5 separate regions of the Homo sapiens genome follow, and regions 2, 3, 4 and 5 are each linked to region 1. A link is a contact called in ENCODE Hi-C or POLR2A ChIA-PET data. All regions are on one chromosome and are shown on one strand. Each heading gives the region's core, a stretch centred on a gene start or an enhancer-like site at or near the end of the contact. The rest is flanking DNA. Distances are from core to core; before and after follow the strand shown. Region 1 holds the start of ETFBKMT (electron transfer flavoprotein subunit beta lysine methyltransferase). Region 2 overlaps FGD4 (FYVE, RhoGEF and PH domain containing 4). Region 3 overlaps FGD4 (FYVE, RhoGEF and PH domain containing 4). Region 4 overlaps FGD4 (FYVE, RhoGEF and PH domain containing 4). Region 5 holds the start of DDX11 (DEAD/H-box helicase 11).

The links. Hi-C counts contacts between places; a loop is a spot of excess contacts on that map. ChIA-PET counts read pairs that join two places held with the same protein, here RNA polymerase II (POLR2A). Pooled maps may share reads with other maps.
Region 2: a loop to region 1 is called in a map with no recorded cell type, with 5 times the contacts of the local background. The contact joins the enhancer-like site here to the promoter of ETFBKMT in region 1. A Hi-C loop is called at or near these places in 2 of 168 maps with a recorded cell type or tissue (Caco-2 and mammary epithelial cell), 5 of 37 single-sample maps with no recorded cell type and 3 of 50 pooled maps. POLR2A ChIA-PET finds 5 or more read pairs at or near these places in 4 of 52 experiments (Caco-2, GM12878, T-cell and 1 more).
Region 3: a pooled map shows a loop between it and region 1 (5-fold over the local background). The contact joins the enhancer-like site here to the promoter of ETFBKMT in region 1. A Hi-C loop is called at or near these places in 10 of 50 pooled maps. POLR2A ChIA-PET finds 5 or more read pairs at or near these places in 2 of 52 experiments (B cell and OCI-LY7).
Region 4: a loop to region 1 is called in a map of endothelial cell of umbilical vein, with 4 times the contacts of the local background. The contact joins the enhancer-like site here to the promoter of ETFBKMT in region 1. A Hi-C loop is called at or near these places in 11 of 168 maps with a recorded cell type or tissue (B cell, Caco-2, GM12878 and 7 more), 21 of 37 single-sample maps with no recorded cell type and 20 of 50 pooled maps. POLR2A ChIA-PET finds 5 or more read pairs at or near these places in 3 of 52 experiments (Caco-2, H1 and endothelial cell of umbilical vein).
Region 5: a map of CD8-positive, alpha-beta T cell shows a loop between it and region 1 (32-fold over the local background). The contact joins the promoter of DDX11 here to the promoter of ETFBKMT in region 1. A Hi-C loop is called at or near these places in 1 of 168 maps with a recorded cell type or tissue (CD8-positive, alpha-beta T cell), 1 of 37 single-sample maps with no recorded cell type and 8 of 50 pooled maps.

The regions. Positions count from the first base shown.
Region 1 is chr12:31,658,271-31,660,970 of GRCh38, reverse strand. ETFBKMT (electron transfer flavoprotein subunit beta lysine methyltransferase) reads right to left here and starts at 1,283. Exons shown (of 4, transcript NM_001135863.2): 1 at 1,182-1,283. RefSeq lists enhancers at 1,336-1,495, 1,413-1,914 and a silencer at 1,616-1,925.
Region 2 is chr12:32,435,683-32,438,527 of GRCh38, reverse strand. All of the region lies in intron 1 of FGD4 (FYVE, RhoGEF and PH domain containing 4), which reads right to left. Among named protein-coding and RNA genes, the nearest start is that of FGD4, 38 kb to the right of the region's middle. RefSeq lists an enhancer at 604-1,103. Within about 2 kb of position 1,312, at least 2 of the 41 ENCODE cell types and tissues checked have a DNase peak (open chromatin) inside an H3K27ac peak, as active enhancers do.
Region 3 is chr12:32,604,208-32,606,907 of GRCh38, reverse strand. All of the region lies in intron 7 of FGD4 (FYVE, RhoGEF and PH domain containing 4), which reads right to left. Among named protein-coding and RNA genes, the nearest start is that of DNM1L, 74 kb to the left of the region's middle. Within about 2 kb of position 1,412, at least 4 of the 41 ENCODE cell types and tissues checked have a DNase peak (open chromatin) inside an H3K27ac peak, as active enhancers do.
Region 4 is chr12:32,452,837-32,455,650 of GRCh38, reverse strand. All of the region lies in intron 1 of FGD4 (FYVE, RhoGEF and PH domain containing 4), which reads right to left. Among named protein-coding and RNA genes, the nearest start is that of FGD4, 55 kb to the right of the region's middle. RefSeq lists an enhancer at 1,753-2,542. Within about 2 kb of position 1,435, at least 7 of the 41 ENCODE cell types and tissues checked have a DNase peak (open chromatin) inside an H3K27ac peak, as active enhancers do; they include OCI-LY7, PC-9, endothelial cell of umbilical vein and 1 more, where a contact is called at or near this core.
Region 5 is chr12:31,072,544-31,075,423 of GRCh38, reverse strand. It overlaps DDX11 (DEAD/H-box helicase 11), which reads right to left and starts at 1,564. Exons shown (of 27, transcript NM_030653.4): 1 at 1,333-1,564. It overlaps DDX11-AS1 (DDX11 antisense RNA 1), which reads left to right and starts at 1,577. Exons shown (of 3, transcript NR_038927.2): 1 at 1,577-2,229. RefSeq lists enhancers at 320-849, 710-869, 1,400-1,509, 1,382-1,913.

The DNA of each region.
Region 1 (2,700 bases), core at 34-2,533:
TCATAAATTTAACAAAGTAGGCATGCTTGGTAACTGTGAACAAAATAACAGAAGTCTTCTGTCTTCAGGAAGCTTATATTCTAGTGGTGGGATAAAGCAGTTAACAGGGCAAACACAGTTTTTGCCTTTATGAAGTCTAGCCAAGAGTTCTGGGGGTTAATGAATTTATAATTGTCTGTGGGCAGAGATATATTAATACAAATTATATTGACTACTCTATTTCATTAAAGATTGTTGTATCATAAAACAATGCAATCAAGATTCAGGTTTTTTCCTTTAAAAATACTGTATGCATTTAATTGTAATAAAAGAACATCAACTCCTAAATCTCTTTCTGTAAAAGTATCTGATGGTTCGATTTTACCAAGCCTAAACTGAAAAGATTTGCTCCAACAGAAAAACACCTGTGCAATTGATCACTAAGATTTGTTTAAAAATATATATATATAGAAAAACACCCGGATTAGAATAAATGAGAATGAGGAACAACTTAAACACAACTTATACACCCAGTTGTTTGGGGACCTCGGATCTCTTCTGCATAAATGTTTTAAATGGTCTTAAATCCACTAAAGTATTTAGGGGTCAAAAATCCAAATCCCCACAAGGGGCTGGACATCATAAATGAGTGATGCAGGCTGGCTGTAAAATAACAGAGGGGCTGTGGCAAGCTGGAGACTGTTTTCAAACAGTTCAAAAAGGCTAGGCAGGACATGCTGCCAGATCCTCCGATTTCTCAAAATCATCAAAAAAATCTAGATATTGACACATTAGCTTCCACCTTTTTTTTTTTTTTTTTTTTTTTTTTTGAGACAGAGTCTCTGTTGCCCAGGCTGGAGTGCAGTGGCGTGATCTCGGCTCACTGCAACCTCCGACTCCCAGGTTCAAGCGATTCTCCTACCTCAGCCTCCCGAGTCCTGGGATTACAGGGGCGTGCCACCACGCCCGGCTAATTTTTGTATTTTTTTTTTTTTTTTTTTTTTTAGTAGAGACGAGGTTTCGCCATGTTGGCCAGACTGGTCTGGAACTCCTGACCTGAAGCGATCCTCCTGCCTCGACCTCCCAAAGTGCTGGGATTACAGGCGCGAGCCACCACGCCCGGCCAGCTTCGGCTTGTAAACATCAGCAACTCATTCAAATATCAAAACACAGGGCAGGTCAAAATGCATGTCAGGTCATACATAGCCTGTGAACTCAGCGTAGACTTCCAGTGGGTGTTAGTTACCCCACATCAGTGTCCTGGGATCGTAGGGGTCTCTCAGGGCCTGGTATCCCACTAGACTAATTGTTAAGCAGTACTAGGCTGTCACTTGAATCACACAACGCAGCCTAAGTTTAAAGGTAACGCAGAGCAAATAGAGATTATTTGGGATTTGGACCCCATGTCATTTAGATCGGCGCTTCCCTCTCCCGTCCCAGCACCGATGAGGCATGGGTTATGAAGTATGTGACTGTGGTGACCACTTGGTATTTCTCTTAATGAGAAGGAGAGCTGATGGGATGAAAAGAGTTACGTTCCACAACGGGTAGACGGCGGCGTCATTTTCCTCCAGAGGCGGGGTGGAGTCGATCTTAAAGGGGCAGGCACCGTCCTCCCTGTCTCCTTACCTAGCTTTGCTGACACCGCCCTCGGAAGTAAAGCATAGGGCTCGCCTGTCACTCGCCCTGGCGACTGTTCCCGCTCATGCTTTACATTTCCGGGGTCCCGCTACCAAAACTGAGCCACGCTCTAGCAGAGCGCCGCGGCCCGGCAGGGGGCGGGACGGACGGCGGCCCCTCGCGGCCCCGCCCTTTTTCCCAGCAGCGCTTTCTTTCTCCTCCACTTTCTTAAAGGGACAGAAGCGCGAAACCAAAGGGCGCCCTGACCTCACCTGGAAAATAAGGGAACGTTAAATCTGTGTGCAATGTTTGTAGAATTTTGATTCCTAAAAAGTTCATTCTGAAACTATGCAACACCTACTATGTGCCAGTCGCACTTCCAGGCACCGGGCATAGAGTGGTGAGCAAAATAGACACCGTATATTTAAAAAAAAAAAAAAAAAAAGACACAGTATAAGCCCTCTGTGCTGCCTACATTCAACTGCGATTAAATCATAATGAATGTCCTTTCTTTTCTAATAATTCATAAATTCACTAGCAATTTATTTGCAGCCTATATCACTCGAGTCTGGATCTACATATATCCACCTTTCAACTGGACCCACATCCCACTGGCCCCTCAACTCAACACTCAAAGTTAACTCACCATCTGACCTGACAACAATTAAAACCTGCTCTGGCGTGCTAGAGGGGGGAAAACGGTCCAAAACTAAGAAACAGGAAAATCGTGTTTCTGCATTTTAGTTTGCAGTTTGAGAAATGCACTGGCACCTGCCTGTTCAAAATTAGAATTTGTCGCTTGGGTTCTGCGCTCCTGCCATGGGTGTGACAGCTTTCTGTCTTTCCATGTAAACTGGAATCTTTAGGAACTACTACAAGGAAAGGAAACTTTGTGCTTCCAGTCAACAGCCCCAGATGCAGCCTTATCATTTCTTTCTTAGTTGAATGGTGTATTTGCTACATTCTTGTTGATAAGCTATACACCTTGCATTTCACAGTATTCTGCCTTAGATTTCCTGTGTAATAACTGATATAATGTGTTTATGAACTGCATTCATCCACTTATGAGCTGCTTTTTTCTTAATTAGTTGCTGATGTAAA
Region 2 (2,845 bases), core at 63-2,562, 780 kb before region 1:
TGTCCACTTACTTACAGATACATTCACATACCTCTCCTAATTTCAACTGCTCAAGGCAGTTGAAACCTAAAAGCAAGCTTATTGAAGAATCTGCTAAGAGAAGGCTAACATTTTGAATAAAGTACAGTAAGTACAGAGTTTTCAACTTTATCTTAACGGCAGATATTTTTACCTTTGTCATCTTCAGCTGATGTCTTAGGAGTTAACTGTTATCCCAAGTCCGCTCTATGGAAGTGCAGTATTGTTAGATGCTATACCTCTCCAAACCATTTCAATAAGGCAAGTGAGAAGTCAGTATTTTCTAAGATGGGAAGAAATGGTTCAAGAACCATTCCTGGCCAGACGCGGTGGCTCACGCCTATAATCCCAGCACTTTGGGAGGCCCAGGCAGATGGATCACTTGAAGTCAAGAGTTTGAGACCAGACTGGCCAACACAGCGAAACCCAGTCTCTACTAAAACTATAGAAATTACCCGGACATGATGGCGTATGCCTGTAGCCCCAGCTACTCAGGAGGCTGAGGCAGAAGAATCGCTTGAACCCGAGAGTAGAGCCTGCAGTGAGCTGAGATTGCGCCACTGCACTCCAGCCTGGGTGACAGAGCAAGACTCTGTCTCAAAGAAAAGATCCATTCCTGCATAGTCCTACCTACAACACAGGAGACCAATAACAATGTAAAAAAATAATTTTCCCAGTGGCCAAGAATGTTATCAGTGGTATATACAATGTATCAGTGGTATTGTGTGGTATGCAGGGTAAGATGAAATAGTATTCAACATCAATAGCAGGATTATGTCTAGAAAAAATTTTGCTTTTACTAAAAATGAAAAGACACTGGTCAAATGCAAACCATCCAAAGAGTAACAGGGAATTCATATTACATGTTAATATAACATTACTTTCTAAGACTTTAGGAACAAATAAAAACATCTGCTTATGTGAAATCTGCTGGTTTTACTCAATGAATACCACGGATATCCGTGTAGTGAAGCTCTGGTAGTTGCTACATGAGCTTTATCAAACATCTTTAAAAAGGCCTGGGCCAGGCTGCCCAGTAACACATCTGGGTGCGGTTGGACACCTCGCCTCGCTCATCGTATAGGGAGCATAAAGAGCCTCCGTGCTCAGCCACGTGTAGCTGACATGGATTTCCTGAGCAGAGGGCTTTTCTTTCTTTTATGGGTGTCCCAGCTTCTTCAAGACCTTCACTACTCTGCCTCAATGAACAGTCATTTCTGTTTTGAGGTGTAACCTTTTGTTTTCATACCTTCAGCTTGAAGTCATCCTATGTTTTGTAATCAGCCGTCTGGCCAAACGTCTGACCCGAAAGAGAATGTATTTACATTCCTGCTGCATTGTTCAGCAGCCCCTTCATGTTCTGTGTGATTTGTTTTCTTTTTCCCTTTTTTTTTTTTTTTTGACATGGAGTCCCACTCTGTCACCCAGACTGGGGTGCAGTGGTGCAATCTCGGCTCACTGCAAACTTCACCTCCCAGGTTCAAGCAATTCTCCTGCCTTAGCCTCCCACATAGCTGGGACTACAGGCGCCCGCCACCATGCCTGGCTAATTTTAGTAGAGACAGGGTTTCACCATGTTGGCCAGGCTGGTCTCGAACTCCTGATCTCAAGCTATCCACCTGCCTTGGCCTCCCAAATTGCTGGGATTACAGGCATGAGCCACCATGCCTGGCCCCCATTTTTTGTTTTTTATATGCAGGGAAGTAATGGTACTGGTAGTGTAGGTTCACTGTGTGGTTCAAACATGAATTTCCAACACACCAAGCTGCTAATGAGATAGCAGCTTTTTTTCTGGGACCTAGTGTCATAACCAAATTGATTTAAGACCAGACCCAAGACACCTTTAACGATAGGATTAAAGGGAAAAGGGATAGGGAAAAAGCTTATTAAGAAATTTATCAACAGTAAAAGTAAAGCGGGAGAAGCACAACCAGGCGTAACACCAAACTGGTTCAAGGGAGAAACAAGGCTTTGGCATTCTGCTGGCTCCAGTGCTTCCTCTGAAACCTGAGGCTTGCCAATGTGTGGACACTGTGCAGTCTTTTATTGCAGCCATTCAATGCCCACATGTTTTGCCTTCTTGTTTCAGAAAAGCACAAAGTCACAACAAAGTATTTTCTTTCCTTCCAAAGCCTTTTGTCTCCTTGTGCCACTTTTTATCCTTAGGAAAAGATACAGGTGTTCCTGAAAAGAACCATAAATGGAACAGGGGAGGCTGGTCCTGTTGCTGTTGCTGATTAAGTTTTAAACTTTTATTTATTATTTATGTGTGCTGTATTTTAAATAAACATTCTCTCTCCTTCCACTTCCAGTCATAGTGTGCCTGTAGCATTCCAGTCCAACCACATAATTTATTTATTCTAATAGGAGGGCTACACTGTACATCACGGTGTCCAGTGACAACTTGTTCCAGACATTTACAGAAGGAAAATATCCTAGGTAAATGAAATCGTCATTCTGTGTCCTCCCCCGACAGCAGATATGTCCTTCCGTTGAGTGAGGATAACCTTATGTCCACCAAGGGTACTTTGAGAAAGTCCCTAAGGAGCAAGCTTCTGTCCCACTGTTTCAGAGTATTTATTCTTTGAACACGAAAGTATTGGTTAGTTATGTTCTCAGCTCTCCTTGCTGTTGCATTTGGGCACTCACTCACTGCAAGTAACTTAGATCTTTTTATTTGAATGAATTTTAAAGCAGTAAGTAGAATTACAAAGGAATATGAAAACCATGGACTAGATGGACCATTTTATGTAATCAGAAAGCGGGGCCACCCATCACTGCCAGAAATACCATGTAAAAATTGGCAATTCAGAGGTTGCAGTATTTA
Region 3 (2,700 bases), core at 163-2,662, 950 kb before region 1:
CATCAGTTCAAAGCATTCTTTTTCATTAGAAACCAAATTCTGTAAATAGAGCTCCATTTCTTAGGGCAAAATTAAGACCGTATCACTTGCTTCCAAGAAACTGTTAACAAAAGAGATGAAAAAATAAGAAATGTTCTTGTTCCTGTTAAACAAAGCAGAAATCCCATTAAAGTATATACTGAATTCACACCATGATCAGGGTACTGCAAAGCATCAAAGCTATATTAAGACATGGTGTTTGCATTTGAAGCAAACAAGTGACTAAAGGCTTCACAGAGAAGGGAACATTTAATGCAACCTCTGATAAGTACAGGCTCTGAAGAAAAAGACAGACTAGGGAGCGAGCCCAGGAGGAGAAACCTGAGAGAACAGGCCCACAGTAATGAAGCATGAAGTATGTTAAATGAAAGGGACAGAGAGGTTTTCTTGGCAAAAAAAAAAAAATAAGTAGAGGAAAATAGAAGACGTAAAGTAATGGTAATATGGGTAATAATGTCAAGGTGAGTTTAGATTTTTTTCATCTAATGTAGATTTTTGTGCATGACAGTTGTATCATTAGATCTGAGCTCTATTAGATTAATCTACTGCAGTGTGGCTTTAGGGGGACGGGGGAAACTAGTTTGGAAGTTGTTATTATAGACCAGGAAGAAAATAATAAGGGCCTGAAATTGGCATAGAAGCTGAGAGAATAGCTTTCCTTAATAAAGTTTAAGATATTAATTATATAAATTTAAATATCTCATTGGGTTTTCCCAAAATCTATTACGTACATCAAGGAAAGTATTACTGATCCCAAATATTTTACATGAAGAAACTGTGGCTCAGATAATTTAGGAGCGTTTCCTAAGGTCAAGTGACTATAAGCAGCAGACTTAGGATTCTAAACTAGGTTAGTTGATTCCCAATCTACCACTCTTTTCACAACCCATGTCATTTCATCATAATATAGAGAAGACAGACATTGTACAGATAGAATTCAGAGTGTGACTAGACAATAACTACCACTATCACCACCATCGCCACTATCATTTAGTGAGCACTTACTATGCAACAAGCACTACGCTAAGCAATTTGAATACATTATTTCACAGGCAAATGAACACATACAGAGAATGAAGACATGTAACAAATCAAAGATAAAGCTAAGTTGTCAAGCTCTGGTAAATGACAGGATAATGGTGTCACCTAATAAATCCAATACATATCAGAATAATTATCTACTCTATGTAAGGCCTAAAAAGTCAGATGGAAAAATGCTTGGGAGCTAAAAATAGGAAAAGAAAATATTGACTTTGTTTGGATGACAAGATATTCACATGCTCAGCTGTTTGTACCTAGAGTTTGGGAGTAGAGAACTAGACTAGAAACAGCAACCCTAGAGGAACCTGTCTGGCAAGTTAAAGGCATGTGGGAATAGGATATCACTGAAAAGTATGAAAAGAAAGAAGAATGTAGAAGGCAAACTTTGTGCTCTGCCTACATTTCAGAGTTAGCAAAAGAAGCTAGTAAAAATCAAAGCAGGAGCCCAATATTCAGTAAGGTAGGGGAGTGTTTAATTACAAAATAAAAGAATGTTAAAAAAAAAAAGGAGTGAAGGGGATGAGGCAGACCTTCTGGCTACAGCTGAATGAAGAGACTGGCAAATCCTCCCTGTTAAAAGCAGCTGATAGGCCGGGTGCAGTGGCTCCTGCCTGTAATTTTAGCACTTTGGAAAGCCGAGACGGGGGAATCATTTGAGGCCAGGAGTTTGAGACCAGCCTGGCCAACATGGCGAAACCCCGTCTCTACTAAAAGTACAAAAATTAACCAGGTGTAGTGGCATGTACCTGTAATCCCAGTTACTCAGGAAGCTGAGGCACAAGAATCGCTTGAACCCAGGAGGCAGAGGTTACAGTGAGCCGAGATCATACCACTGCACTCCAGCCTGGGTGACAGAGCAAGACTCTAACTCCAAAAAAAAAAAAAAAAAAAGCAGCTATAAAGCTAGATAAAATTGACAAAACAATATTTGCATTTTAGAAATTGATTAAAAGGCATGCAACAACCTGAAATCTGTTTACACTTTAAAAATTGTTGAACTTTGGGTAAGAACGGTGAGAATCTGTGGCATTCTAGCCTGTGGCTGCTCCTGTTCCTCTCCCAGCTCAGTCACTATGAAGGGGCCATCAGGGTGGCACGGACTGTGAGGACTGGCAGCTCCTCTGCTGAGGCTGAAAAGGGCTCATTCATTTGGAGTGGTGGGCAACATACACACCCAACAACATCAGTAGAAGTGAAGATCCCTGAGGTGAGTGAGAGGTGAGAGCCAATAACTCTACTAGCCAGAAGTTGTGGTTGTAGATGTGAAAAATACAGTAATTGAAAAGAAAAATTCACTATAGGTTCAACAGCAGATTTGAGATGACAGAAGAATCAGGGAACTTGAAGAAAGACTAGTAGAAATTATACAATCTGAATAATAGAACAAAGATTGGGAGTATCATTTGAACCCAGGAGTTCAAGGCCAGCCTAGGCAACACAGCAAGACACCATTTCCAAAACAAACAAAAGGAACCCACCAAAATTTGTGTAATGGGAGTAAAAAGATTTTAAAAAAGAGAAAGTGAAAAGGACAGAAAATATTTGAAGAAATAATGGCTGAAAACTTCTGAAAATGATTAAAAAAAAATCAATCTACAAATGCAAAAAGCTCAACCAACC
Region 4 (2,814 bases), core at 186-2,685, 790 kb before region 1:
TCACATACCCTCAAATTTGAGTCTTCATAAAAGCTGCACAGAACATGTCCTGCTTATTATCTTAAGGGACTCTATTTTCTAGTTTTTGGGTAAATACCTTTGTACGTTAAAATACTGAACTGATTAGGGAAAGTCTACTGCAAATGATCCAACCTTGAGGAGATAAAAGAAATGGCATAGATATTCTGCTATCACAGAAATGGAATATAATATTCCAAAATCTATACTATATGTTTAAATACAATTATCCTGGTATTTTAAAATAAACTATCTAAAAGGAATATACTACTATACTTCATGATACAGCCATATGTCTAAAAAGGCTCTAAATATAAATAAAAAATTTTATGTATAAGTATAATCTACTGAACAAAATGCATAAAGGTGTTTCAATAGAGCAAACATACTGACAATGAACACACATGCAATCAACTGTTGCTGCTAAATCCTCATTCACAATGTTATTGTCAAAGAAATTTGTAGAAAATACTGAGATGAATAAACTTCTTAATTCAAGGAAGTACAAGAACAATGCAATCTTCCTCGTTTCTTCTTGGCTGCCTGCTGCTTCATTGTGTTTGTATAATAAAAGATCTGGCAAGTTGCAAGTCTCAATGCATTCACATGGGCAATTCCATAGCAGAGTTACCTTGGGAATAAACATGCTCTCTGGCACAAAGAACCATTCTAAGTAGGTCAAAGCTCCCCCAAACTGTATTTAGATCACCAGATGTTTCAAAAAACACTTTAAAATTCTGTCACTTCACCCAGAAAGGAAGAAAAATTTAAAAATCACAGGATACACTGTCAGAACAAGAACACTGAGGATGAAAAAAGGCAACTTAAAAGAAAATGTTCTGAGACTCTAAATTGTACTGCGGTCAATTTAAGATACCAGCAAAATATTTGGTCAAAAGCATGCTTTATGATCCTATTGAATTTAATTTTTAAAAGTAAAACAAAACTACTACAATCAAAGACAAACAGGAATCAAAACTTACTTAAAACAATCATTTAGTATGAAGGAATCAGCAGCTGGGACCTATCACATTGACAGTATTTTAAAGCATTAGCGATTTTTAAAAAATAAAAGCTTAGAAAAGACTAGTGATTGGCCCTAACCTATGTGCCTATGAAATTAAGACCAACAACAACAACAAAAAGTTTTTAACCAGTAACTTGGTTTAAAAAATTCTCTTTGCTATAAAATCCTCAACTATAGGAAAATGTCTTAAGTGACAGAAGAAAGACCACTTCTCTTAAGGAAGAGAGGATGCTGCTCATTTCCACTCTGCTTTTTGGGCAACTGAGATTTTGCATTTCAAAGAACGAAAGGCTAATCCCTTAATGAAGGTACTAGAAAGAGTAAAAACCCTTGCATGCGGTACAAATGCTCATTCCTTCAAGTCACTCCCATATTACTCATCCAGTGTGAATGTTAGAGAAAAGAACATTGCTCTGCTCCTGGAACACAGAGAACTTGTCTCTCATGTCTCGTTATCAGTGTGCCTATTTCTCCTCAATGCTATCAGGAATTTAATAACTGGCTACCAGGTTAGGAAATAAACCTTTTTTTTTTTAATCATTTCACATTTTATCTTCAGTTGGGGCTTTTTATTAACAGCTAAACACTCACAGAAATCGAGTCCACAATCTTTCCCTGGTGGCAAGAGTCCACTTACAAAGAAAACCGTGGAATTATTCTTGATGAGAAGGAAATAAATAACACCACCTAAAATATTTTTAGATGCAAATCAGACTCCTAATATAAAGATAGTTTTGATCCATTCATTCAACAAATATTTAATGAACTCTATACATCAGTTGTTCAGTTAGGTACTGGGTGTGGATTAGTAAATACAACAGGTGTGAGCCTTCCCTCCTCAATCTAAAGAATGAGATAAATGAAAATCTAAAAAATAAAGTATGATAATAATTATAGAAAAAAGTTTTTGAAAGCCTGAAACAATGAGCCCAAGTTAGGCTTCTTCTAAGCAAGTTGGGCAAGTTAATTATCTGTCTGAACACCATTTTGCTTCTCTGTAGGATGAGCACACAAAATTTATCAGCCAAACTGGAGTTCTTATCCAGGACTAATGATAAATTAAGAGATCCTAGGCTGGGTGCAGTGGCTCACACCTGTAATCCCAGCACTTTGGGATGCCGAGGCAGGTGGATCACTTGAGGCCAGGAGTTCGACACCAGTCTGGCCAACATGGCAAAACCCCATCTCTACTAAAAATACAAAAATTAGTCAGGCATGATGGCGCATACCTGTGATCCCAGCTACTCGGGAGGCTGAGACACAAGAATTGCTTAAACCCAGGAGGTGGAGTCTGCAGTGAGCCAAGACTGTGCCACTCTGCTCCAGCCTGGGCAACAGAGTGAGGCTCTACATTTAAAAAAAAAAAAATATATATATATCTATATTATATATATATATATATATAATATATATATAAAATATATATATAATATAGATATATATACACACACACGTTTTATAAATCTTTATTACATAAAACTATTTGGATGTGTTAATAATTATCAAAGCTGGATGATGGGTAAATGGGGGTCATACTAGTCTTTACTTTGCATAAGTTTGAAATTTTCTATAATAGAAAGTTCAATAAAATTGTGTATCTAGTGCATTCTCATTTTTTGAGACAGAATCTCACTCTGTTGCCCAGGCTGGAGTGCAGTGGCACAATCACTGCTCATTGCACCCTCGACCTGCTAGGCTCAAGCCATCTCCCACCTCAGCCTGCTGAGTAACTGGGACTAGAGGCATGCACCACCATGCCCAGCTAATTT
Region 5 (2,880 bases), core at 315-2,814, 590 kb after region 1:
CCCAAGCCACCTGAAACTTTCTATCTCCTCACTTTTCCTCCCACCAGGATAAGTGGGATAAAAAAGACAGACTTGGTTACCAAACTCTAGAATGACAACACTAAACAATACAGAAGAAACGTAAGTATTATTTCACTTCCCCATCAGTGGTAATTATGGATCTCATTATTCCAGAAGCAGCACAGGCTAAATCATAGAGGTTTAGATAAATCTGAGTATAACGGATTCACTAAGCCCTATTAAAAACATTTGCAGTGACTTGTTCAGCCCTCTTCAGGTTGGCTGTGTGGAGGACAACCATCACCTCCCAGTGCCAAGGCACACACCAGGACAGCAAAGCTCACGCTCATAAAACGAGGTTAGAGTTGTGAAAGCACTTCAGGAACATATTAGTTCTTAACGTGTTCATTTTCTTCAGTCCCCAATTATCACTCATTACTGAGTACAGACTATTGTTGTGGGCTCAGTTGTGTCCTCCCCACATTGATCTTGGACATCCCAAGCCTCTGGGACTGTGAGAAAACACATTTCTGTGTCTAAGCCACCCAGTTTATGGTATTTTGTCATGGCAGCCGGGGCTGACCAAGACAACTATGTGGCAGGTACTATCTACCGTATGGCCCTAAAATGTTTTAACTTCACACACCTGGAAAGCACCACAGCCCCAAGAAAAAAGCTTTTCCGCACTGCTGTTAAGCCAGGGCCACACACTGCAGTACTGCGGTGCTCCACCAGCTGGAGGATGGCCTGGCCCATAATACCCGCATTCCCACCTTGCTCTGGCCCTGTGTCCCCTCCAACGTGCATCCTGAGCTCGCACCCTGTGTGGAACCCAAACAGCTGCTTATCAGCATTTAAGTCCATTTTTATGACACTTCCGTCAACAATCTGGTCAAGTGCACTCATTCCTGGCCTCCGTACTGTACCCTGCTCCGCCTCGATTCCCGCCCTGGGGGAAGCTAGACTCATGCAGCTAACTTTATCGGCTCTGGGCTCTGATTGCCAAGTTTAGGATCCCAGCTGTATCCTTGCTAAAGTTAGCATCGCTGGGGCTCAGTTTCCGTAAGAGACAGGTGGGTTACAAGCGCTCACTCACTGTTGCAGTGTCTTATCTACGTAAGATAATCCATGAAAAGCTCAACACAGCTGGGCCAAATCTAAGACCCAGACACGCGGCTGCTGTTAATGCCCACTTCTGCGCACCGCCCAGTTCCACCGCAGGCACAACCTTCCTAGGCCTACCCGTCCCCACACAGGGGTTCCCGCTTGTCAATCACGCTGGCCCGGCCCTCCACTTCCGGAATGTTTTCCCGCTCCGGACGGGCCACCCACCTTTGCAAATAGGGGTCCGGCGCCGGAACAGACGCCCAGTTTGCGATTTCACCAGTCTGCCCTTCCTCGTCCCGCTGCTCCTCGTCCTAAGGAGCTCTGCTGCCACACAGCACTGCGCTCACCTTCTTCGCCGGCAGAATTGCTACGCTGAAAGCCAGGCCCCGGGAATCAGGGCAAACGCCACTGAGTTAGAAACTGGCGGGTCCCCTCAGTGAAAGGCAGCCGGAACAACCCCCGCCGCTGCGCATGCGCACTCCGGGACGCGCGCGAACACGCAGCAGCGAGAATCTACAGGGGCGTGGTTTGCGCACGCGGGAACTGGGATCTCAACCCCAGGGCTAGGTGCCTCCTCCCGCTGCTTTCCGCCAGCTGCGGGGTGTGAGATTAATCCCCGCCGATTAGCGCCAGGTGTACTAAGCGCTGGATGGTTCCCTGACCAGATGAAACATCAGCCGATGTTCTAATGCCGGTCCCCTGGGCGCTGTCCCCGAGAGGGAAAACCTGTTTTCTGACCCCGGCTCTAGTCGGCCTCTGGAGGTCTGCAGCTGGGTTATTTTACCTTTGAAACGGACGACACCTGCCCCGTGCACCCCAGCGGCTCCTCCACACGGAGAGATGGTGTCAGTCAAAGGCCGTCTAGATGACGAGTTTATGAAATTGTTCCTGGCCCGTGCCGGGCACGACCTTGCAGAGAGCCCAGAAGATGAAACCCCAGCCCTGCCAGGAGCTCACCTGCTAATTAGGAGGACAACGAATCACCTCACCTCCCTAGACTTTGCTTCTCCTTTATTCAGTGAGGGATTGGACTAGCTGGTCCTTGAGGACTTTTCAGAAAGTCTGGTTCTGGGAGATGACCAATGGGATCATCTTATGCTATGAGCTTTCCTGGAATGACAGGTAATTGGTGCGCCTTCCCAGCAGGGTCAGGGAGAGTTGCTGGGACTTGAAGGAAAGGCTTTTGGGGAGAGGAGCCAGTGTTACAAACTATCGAAAAGCTTGGAGGTGGGAAATTTACAAAAGGTGATTCCAGGGTCAGCTTTTTTGTCACCTGCTTCCGACTTCGGCAGTTTGGAGAGGGCGAGTAAGTAATACCCTTCAGGGTCTTGGGATGTGGCCCAGCAAAATCCTTAGAGGGACTTTGAAGTCTTAGTTTTAAGTTTAGAATTAATGGGCAGAGTACTTAAATAGCCATTTCTCCAAAGATGTATACAAATGGCCCACAGGCCCATAAAAATGTTGCATTCCACCCTATAACATGTTTTTGCATAAAAAAGTTTTAAAATAACTGTTGTCTGGTAAATTGACACCTCTGGAATAGAATGTATGCTAGGTTTTTTACCCTACTGCTTCAAACCCCATCCTACACACACACTCCTAGGGTGTGCATCATCCAGTTTAAGAAGCACCCTTGGAGAAACAAAGTTGATAGTGTGTCCAGAATTGATGGGTTCTTGGTCTCACTAACGCAAGACTGAAGCTGCAGACCCTCGCGGTGTTAGTTTTTAAAGGCGGTGTGTCTGGAGTTTGTTCCCTCAGATGTTCCGATGG